2 separate regions of the Homo sapiens genome follow, and region 2 is linked to region 1. Evidence: chromatin loops called from intact Hi-C (ENCODE). Cell type or tissue: heart right ventricle. All regions are shown on one strand.

Region 1 (4,000 bases):
AAAAAATCCAGATGTGCTGATGCATGCCCATAGTCCTAGCTACTCTGGAGAATCAGGTGGGAGGATTGCTTGAGACTTGGGAGATTGAGGCTGCAGTGAGCCATGATCACACCCCTGCACTCCAGCCTGGGTGACAGAGCGTGACCCTGTCTCAAAAAAAAAAAAAAAAAATTCATGGACAATGTATGAATTCATTGTATCTTGTGGCATTGTAACAAATAATCCCCAAACTTAGTTGCTTAAAATAATAAACACATTTCTGTGGATTAGTAACCTGGGTATGACATAACTGACTTAGGGTCTCCCATCAAGTTGCAGCCAAACCGTTAATTGGGGAAGGATTCGCTTCCAAGCTCACTTACACTGTTGTTAGTGGATTTCAGTGTCTTCTGGGCTGTTTGACCTAGGACTTCAGCTCCTTGACATGCAGGCCTCTCCACATGGCCACTCACAATAGGCAGCAGTCTTCCCACATGGCAAACAAGCAAGTGAGAGAAAGAAGACACCTAAGACAATCTTTTAATAACCTCTTCTTAAAAGTGACATCTCATCACTTTCACCATATTTTATTCTTCAGCGGTGAGTCCTTAAGTCCAGCCTATACTCAAAAAAAGAGGATTACAGGAAGAGGTGAATACCAGGAAGAAAGAAGATGGGGATTCTTATGGACTGCTGTGGACTGAATGTTTGTGTTCCATCAAAATTTTTATGTTGAAATTCTGAGCCCTAATGTGTTGGGATTTGGAGATGGGGGCCTTTGGGAGATAATTAGGTCATGAGGGTGGAGCCCTTATGAAGGGGATAAGTGCCCTTATAAGAAAAGACACAAGAGCTTGATTTAACTCTCTGCCATGTGAGCACACAATGAGAAGAGGGCAATCTGCAAACCAGACAGAGGGCCCTCACTAGACATGGGATCTGCCAGCACCTTGATCTTTGACTTCACAGCTTCCAGAACTGTGAGAAATAAATGTTTGTTGTTTAAGCCACATAGTCTTTGGTAATACGTTAGAGCAGCCTGAACTAAGACAGGGGTCACATTAGAAGTTGCCTACCATAATGTGTGCATTTGTGTATATTAGCATGTGTATATGTACAGGCAGGGGGTCTGTGGGTGCACATGGCATAGGGCCAATAGTGTATTGAGATCTTACACATTTTCCTGTTAGGAACATAAGGGGAGGAAAACAGTAGTCATGGTCCCTGTAGGGAACAGATGGAATTCACAAATTGGGAATTCGAACTGGTTTAATAAAGGGACTATTTACAAATATGTGGGCAAGTATAGGAAAATTACAAGGAATTGGGCTTGTCACCTGATACATCACTCCCCCTGGGCCTCAAGCAGTCAGGTGAAGGAGAAATGAACAGAACCAGGAGAGGATATTTGTATGAGAAGACCCTGGTCAGACGTATGACCTTTTGTTAAAGGATATGGTCAGCTCATGGCATTTCCACAGAGAAGGTGCCAAGGGAATAAATACCTTGACCTCACTTTCCTCCTGTCTCCTCCTGGCACTATCCATTGGCTAAAGCCAACTAGAAGCTAGAGGGCAATGGAGTCCACTGATGTAGGTCAGCCTCCTGGGGAACACATAGTAATGTATGAAGAGTGGAGAGTGTATCCGGAGGGACAATCAGAAGATACCCGGTACAGAAAACAAATGTACTTAAGAGGAAAATTATATTCAGAGTAGGCAGAGAGGAAGAAACAGGCTTACATGAATAGTTGTTGTTTACAGCAAGCTAGATGGAAGAGTTTGCTGACAGAGAAGGATATTTAACGTCAAAACAAGCTTTCAAATAATTGCTTCTCTTGAAGATCCTTCAAAATAGGAAACACATACACATTTCTATGAAATTATTTGGGAGAAATTGTACTGATGAAAGGAGCATGAGTGGCTAAGATGACTTTGAAGGGTCCTTGTAATTTGAGGATTCAGTGTTCTACGAGGAGTGATGGAAATCAGGGAACAAGATCTCTTGCAAAATATTCACAACTCTTTGAAATGGAAATTAGGCTATTCCAATTTAGAAATCAAATTAAGGCAAATATTCAGGGTGTTAGCAGGCTGTGCTCTTGCCTGTTTGAAGTGGTGGCTAAAGGAGAGAGGCGTGCTTTTTCCTGGATGAAGCAGGATCTCTCTCAGCCAGTTTTCATCCTTACTTAGCACCTGCTGGCTTGGAGTGGTGTCACCCAAGCAATCAGACGGAGGGACGTGCCAAGAGCCTGCCCTCCCCTCCCACTGTGTGCTGCCCCTCCTCCCCACACCCATGACAGCCTGTCCTGATATAGATGGAGAGGGGACTGGTTTAAAATGACAGTCTCAAGTTCATTTAGAAAGAGAAGGCTAATTCAAAGAAACAGCAAGGCAAGCTTCCTTTCTCTGTAGGAATCATTATTATCCCCCTTTGTCATGGCCCACCGGGGAGCCCATTTTGCCTTTAGATCCCGCTGGCAGAAGACCGACGATGAACTCTGTAGACATAGCATGTCTTTTATCCTTCACAAAGCCATTCGCAATGACTTCTTTCAGAGCTATCTCTACCTGCTGGAAAAAATTCCCCTGGGTAAGTGAGTCAGAGCTACTAGATAAGAAACAAGAAATGACTGATGGGATTGCATGAGGTCATGGGGCTTCTAGAAGAGAATTTAAAACAAGGACACTTTTCAGACAAAAAAAACTCCACAACCAATGTCACTGGGCTGAAATGTTTCAGTGGAATTCTTTATGGAGAATACAAAGATTAAGTGCCTAAAATAGAGTCAGGACTTTATTTTGGGATTTCCATGCACCCTCAGGCACTGTGATTTGCTTCTCTGGGTGTCTGTTGCATGAGTATCAGGCTTGTAGAAACTCAGACATGTTTAATATTTACAAAAAATTGTAATTGGGCAAATTTGATAATTCAAAGATGAGAGTATTAATGCATTAATACATTGAGTAAGAGTTAAAAAGAAAGACTAAATAATGATAGATCAAAATGTGCTTGGGTTATGTATGTATGTTTCTGTGTCTGTGCTTGTGTACACACTTACAATCCTCTGCGGTCTTCTTGAATCACAAGAATAGTCAGAGAGCCTAAAAAAAGGAGATTTTAGCTTGGTTTTTGAATATTAAGAAGTCAGTGGTCTGTCTCCATTTTTGTTATCTCCTCTAGTTTTCAGAGAATTGGACAATAGAGCAATAAAAAGCTTATCTGTTTTGCCTACTCTACTTTTTTCAGCCTCTGTGAAAGCAGTTACTTCAGGGCACCCTAAACAGCACTGAAGAGGAAATAACTTACCATTAAAGAGTAAAATACCCTTCTCCCTTTGATTTGTATTTTCCCCCAGTGAAAGCAAGAAGGCTGTGTATCAGCCTAGTCTGTTTTCTTAAGGTCGTTTGAAAGCCCCATTGTGCACTTGATGTGGTCAGGGTTTCCAGCTGTCGAAGCAGCTACATAATTCTTTGTATTGCATTCAAGCAACCGAATGTTAGCAGCCTACCAAAACCTTTTTGTAAATCCATTTATGAGGGATCTTTAATTCTAAACATACAAATACCTTCATCTCATATTTATATAACTTCTTTCTAAAACTTTTTATCGTCTATGACTTTATTTGATTCTCATAGTCACACTATGAAATAGATAGGGTAAGTTATCATTTTTTTTTCTACCTATCTTCCCTCCTTCTTCCTTTCATTTTACTTTTTCAAAGGAGGGAAGTAAAATTCAGAGATGATGATATTTAATCTAGATAGAGTAATATGAAAGCAAAGACCAAAGTCCAGGGCTTTTTTTTGGTAGATCACACTGCCCATGAGTAATTCTTTTAGGACGTATAATACATCTCATCTATATCCAAAAGGAAAAAAAAATACAGCAGTTTAAATGGAAGGTGATGATGTTCTAGTCACTTCATATACTGGCAAAGCATTGCTTTTCTGGAGACACTCTTCAGGCCATACCTCAATAAGAGTAGGTTGGTAGCTTTGGTTTTATTAGACTGGAGAAA
Region 2 (4,000 bases), 210 kb after region 1:
ACTTATTATTCTCTTACCATTAATGCAAGAATATAGACATTAATTCAAATGAATGGCATCTGGAGATTGATTTTACCTTCAATAGTTATCCATGGTGGGAAGGCTATGAAGGATGTCTTGCTAAGAAATGGGCACATGATACCATTCTTTGTCTGCTGCTGGATTTAGATAAACAGTTTTATGTGAAAGGAACAAATTGGGATTTTAACCCACACCTTCCAGTGTTAATAAGAAACTATGTATTAAGTTTCATATTAACTGTGAGATAAGACAATGGACCTTCAGCTAAATACTGAGTAAAATCAGAGACTCAAGCCTGGAACTAGTTTTCCCGAAAACATACATCGAACAGTTTCTGCTACATAATTTCACAGAAGTATTGGCAATCTGACATTTCCTAGGCATCTGGGCTCATGAATATTTAGATAGATAGAATGCTGAATACTTGATTGAATGATGACATCTGGCACTCCTAGATTAAATGATGCTTCTAGTTCTAAGAGAAATAAAATAGGTTACTATGAAGGATATTAACTTTTATATAGGATTCACTTATTAATGAGAAAAATTTATTCTCTATCAGTCCAACAAGTTTTTTCTAGGTACTAACCTTGTGCAAGATAATGTGCTAAGGTCTAGGAAAACAGTATGAAGTTCCATATTTACGACTTTGTACCTGATATTTGCTGGTTTCTTAGGAGGTTGTTTTTAAAGCCATAGGTATCATTCAAAATGTGTCTACTGAGAAATTTCATGATCTTATCTGATACATTGCAAAAAATATATTTTAATTAAAATCAGAAGCCCAAGGATCTAGGGGTTAAATTGACCCTCAGGAAATTTCTGGAAACTTACAGGGCCAAGGTGAACTCATAGATCCCAGTTTAAGACAGTTTAGTTAAGGACCATCAAGTATTATTATTATGTGTGAAAAATTTTTATACATCTTGTCTTTCGATTTCTAAGGCACACAGTATAGATGTCAATTATAGGTAAAGCATATTTGCATTTCCTAAACCCTTGTTTCCTTCTCATTACAAACTATGTGTTTATGCCAGGTTGTTAGTGCCATACAGAATGCTTAGACTTTGACATTCCATACTTTAAAGTGTGAGCTATTGTATATTTCCCTAATATTTATATCTTACTGTTTTTTTTGAAACACAAATTCTCTGCCTTGATGCTTCATTTCTTCACTAGCACCTCCACACCCTTATCCTGAATCCAAGAACCACATCAGTTCAGGTCTTAATGACCGCAGTACCTACTATACATAAGTCTTTTCTCTAAAAATAACAAATCATCCAGAACTGATAGCTGCTCATGGAAAGTCCATTACTTTGTTACTTCTGGCAGGCGCATGTATTTTTCTTTGGCTGGCTAGCCTAGTGGTGTTTCCAGCAGCTCGGATAACTGGCAACCCTGCATAATTCCTTCTGTTAGGCCTGTCAAAGTCTTGTCTGACACAGGTAAACTGGACATGACTATACAAATCCAGAAGGGCATACAGTGCCACTCTGAACTGTCACACCCTGCCAGATAGTCTCCCTAGTGTATCAGTGACTGGTTAGAGCGTTCTGGGCCCAGCATAGTTCTTCTCCATGAGATAAGATTTCTGCAAGCAGGACTTTGCCCTCAAGGTTTACGTTTTATTTAAAACTTAAGGCTCCAAAAGCTTTGGGTCAAATTCCATTGCCATTTATTTTCCCTTGCCATTTCGGATTGGACTGTCCCCCAGGGTCCCTTTCTTGAGCCTTGGACCTATCACTCCCCAGTCGTGTTTCTGACCTTTTCACTCTTCAGCCCTAAGTGCGTTATTTTGATCCACATGCTGGCTTTCCCTTCCAGGGCAATTTTGAATAAACTTGTAAATAGAGATCCAAGTAACTTTTTCACTTTCATTTCATGGTATTAGTCACTTCTATAGTTCCAGAATCCCCTCCTTACCCTTGCATTGGACTGCCCTCAGAGGAGAAGTCACTGGCTTTCCCACATTCTTCTGAAGTTGATTGACCAAGCATGGGAAATCCAGAAATTTGCGCCATGAAATATTCCTACAGTTATGTGTTGTGTTCTCTCTAGTTTCTATCATGCTAAATGGCCCTTTAATACATCTTTGTTTTCTCCTAGACAAAAACTCTCTTAAAGAAGTAGTGCCTATAATTTTTACTCAGTACTGTGCTTCATGCATACAATAGACTCAACAAGTTATTTATTAAATTGAATTTAAAAATCAGCATCATAAACTCATTAGCTCTAATTTGAGTTTTTAACATAACCTGGTTCATTGATGGCTTTCTCTTTAAAGTTTCTATTTTAGAGAATTTGTATTTTTTCAAGCCTGAAAGCTTTAAAAATAGGAGGCTGAAGAATTCTATTGTTAGCCAAAGTGATTGCTGTGTTTTAATTTCAAGGTAAAAATGTACATTGCTTCATCTGTAGCCTGAGTGTAGATTTTATGTTTGGCTCTTTCAGATAAATTTACCTTATAAAAGGTCACCTAAGATAGCAGAGAAAAGCTGCCATTCATCCTTACTAAAAATAAAACTCTAGGCTTAATGGAGCACAAGATGTCTCCCTTGCATGAAATGTAATGTAGCTAGGATAGAATTCTCTGTTGGGTTTTTCTCAGAAAATGACCTATTTTCCTTCTCTTTCTCTGAAGCATTGGGTATCTGCCAATTCATTCAGATTCTGCAGGCATCTGGTAAAGCTCTGACTTGATTGCCTTGGTCAGATTGGATAGAAGCAGACCCAGGTGTTGCTCTTCTAGGCATGGTTTCCATACTACCTTGAAGTTGATCTACTCTGTAAGTTCAATCACCTTGAAAATTACCCTCTAGTTTTCCATCAATCACATTGCCTCAGTTAGTCAGTTTTTTAGCTACTTGGATTTTGCGTGAAATATTTATTAAATTAAATTACACCAATGGACTCTGAGATTCACAAATATGTTGTAGATACACTTATAGTTACTCATCTGACCGAATTTTTTCCTGAGGAAAAAAAAAATAGTCAAAGGACTACCTTCTATGAGTGGTCTTCTAGACTGCAAAAATCCAGATCTTGTCAGGATTCCATAATTTAATTAACAGAGTTCTGACTGACTTTGATTTGGGGTGAAGAGCCTTAAAGAGTAGTATTAGTCCTTGGTTGCCAAAATGTCAAGTGTAACTTCAGCATCTTTTTATTGTTAAGACTAAGCATAAACAGAGGTATTTTTGGAGTTAATCACATTTCAAACCATGTAGAGTTTTCAAGTCTGTGTTTGTATATACCATGGCAATACTTTGAAGGAATTCTTGACCATACCAATTATTATTGAAAGTTTCTACATGGGTAAGTGGACTGCCTCAGGTAGACCAAAGATTTATTTGAACCATTTTGTTTATTCACAAGAGAAAGGTTTCAAGTTTTCATATGTTTTATCTGTGAACAACTTTCAAATGTGTAAAATGGCCTGTGAACATGTCCAAAGTAACACCCTTCGACTCAAAAACTCCCAAAAATGTGAGAATTCACTGATGGTAACAAAGCCCAATAAGGAGTTTTAAAGTAAGCAAAGGGGCATAAAATTATGAAATCTTACCAATAGCTTACAAGCAGAAGTGTGGTTACCTAAATACCATCCATTTACACACACTCCTCATAGAAATTCCTGCAGGCTCTTGAAAAGGAAAAGAACAACTTTCATGCTGTAGAAACACAAGAGATGGAGGCAGTAGTAATGCTATAGGACATCAGGTGGAGGTCTAACAGGTGTACAAGCCTCAAAACTTCCTTGAAACAGAAGGCTTTCAGAAAAATAGAAACCTATGCAGTTTCTTTCTACCTCTACTGGCTCATATTGGATTGATTCTCACTTTCACAATTGCCTGATACTGGTTGCATGAGTAGGAGCCCTAGCCTAGGAAGGAATGTGGTAGAGGTAGAAAAGTATCACTTAGTTAGCAGTATGTTATATTCTGTTTTGTTTGTTTACAGTTTTCTGTGTTATTAT

What was found. Hi-C counts contacts between places; a loop is a spot of excess contacts. Peaks named below come from ENCODE experiments on the same cell type or tissue, not always from the same donor. Only the 100,000 strongest peaks of a DNase experiment are listed, where the experiment ranks them.
Region 2: it touches region 1 in a loop (2.2-fold over the local background); 4 of 110 quality-filtered maps call a loop at or near these places.

The regions. Positions count from the first base shown.
Region 1 is chr1:170,143,691-170,147,690 of GRCh38, forward strand. NTMT2 (N-terminal Xaa-Pro-Lys N-methyltransferase 2) reads left to right here and starts at 2,269. Exons shown (of 4, transcript NM_001136107.2): 1 at 2,269-2,571. The coding sequence starts at 2,418. RefSeq lists enhancers at 1,850-2,381, 2,382-2,912. In heart right ventricle, a CTCF peak has its summit at 1,517; a DNase peak (open chromatin) is centred at 2,231; H3K4me3 peaks cover 1,823 bases; H3K27ac peaks cover 2,877 bases.
Region 2 is chr1:170,352,927-170,356,926 of GRCh38, forward strand. No RefSeq gene overlaps it. Among named protein-coding and RNA genes, the nearest start is that of LINC01142, 71 kb to the left of the region's middle. In heart right ventricle, no CTCF peak of the experiment used is centred here; no DNase peak of the experiment used is centred here; H3K27ac peaks cover 2,693 bases.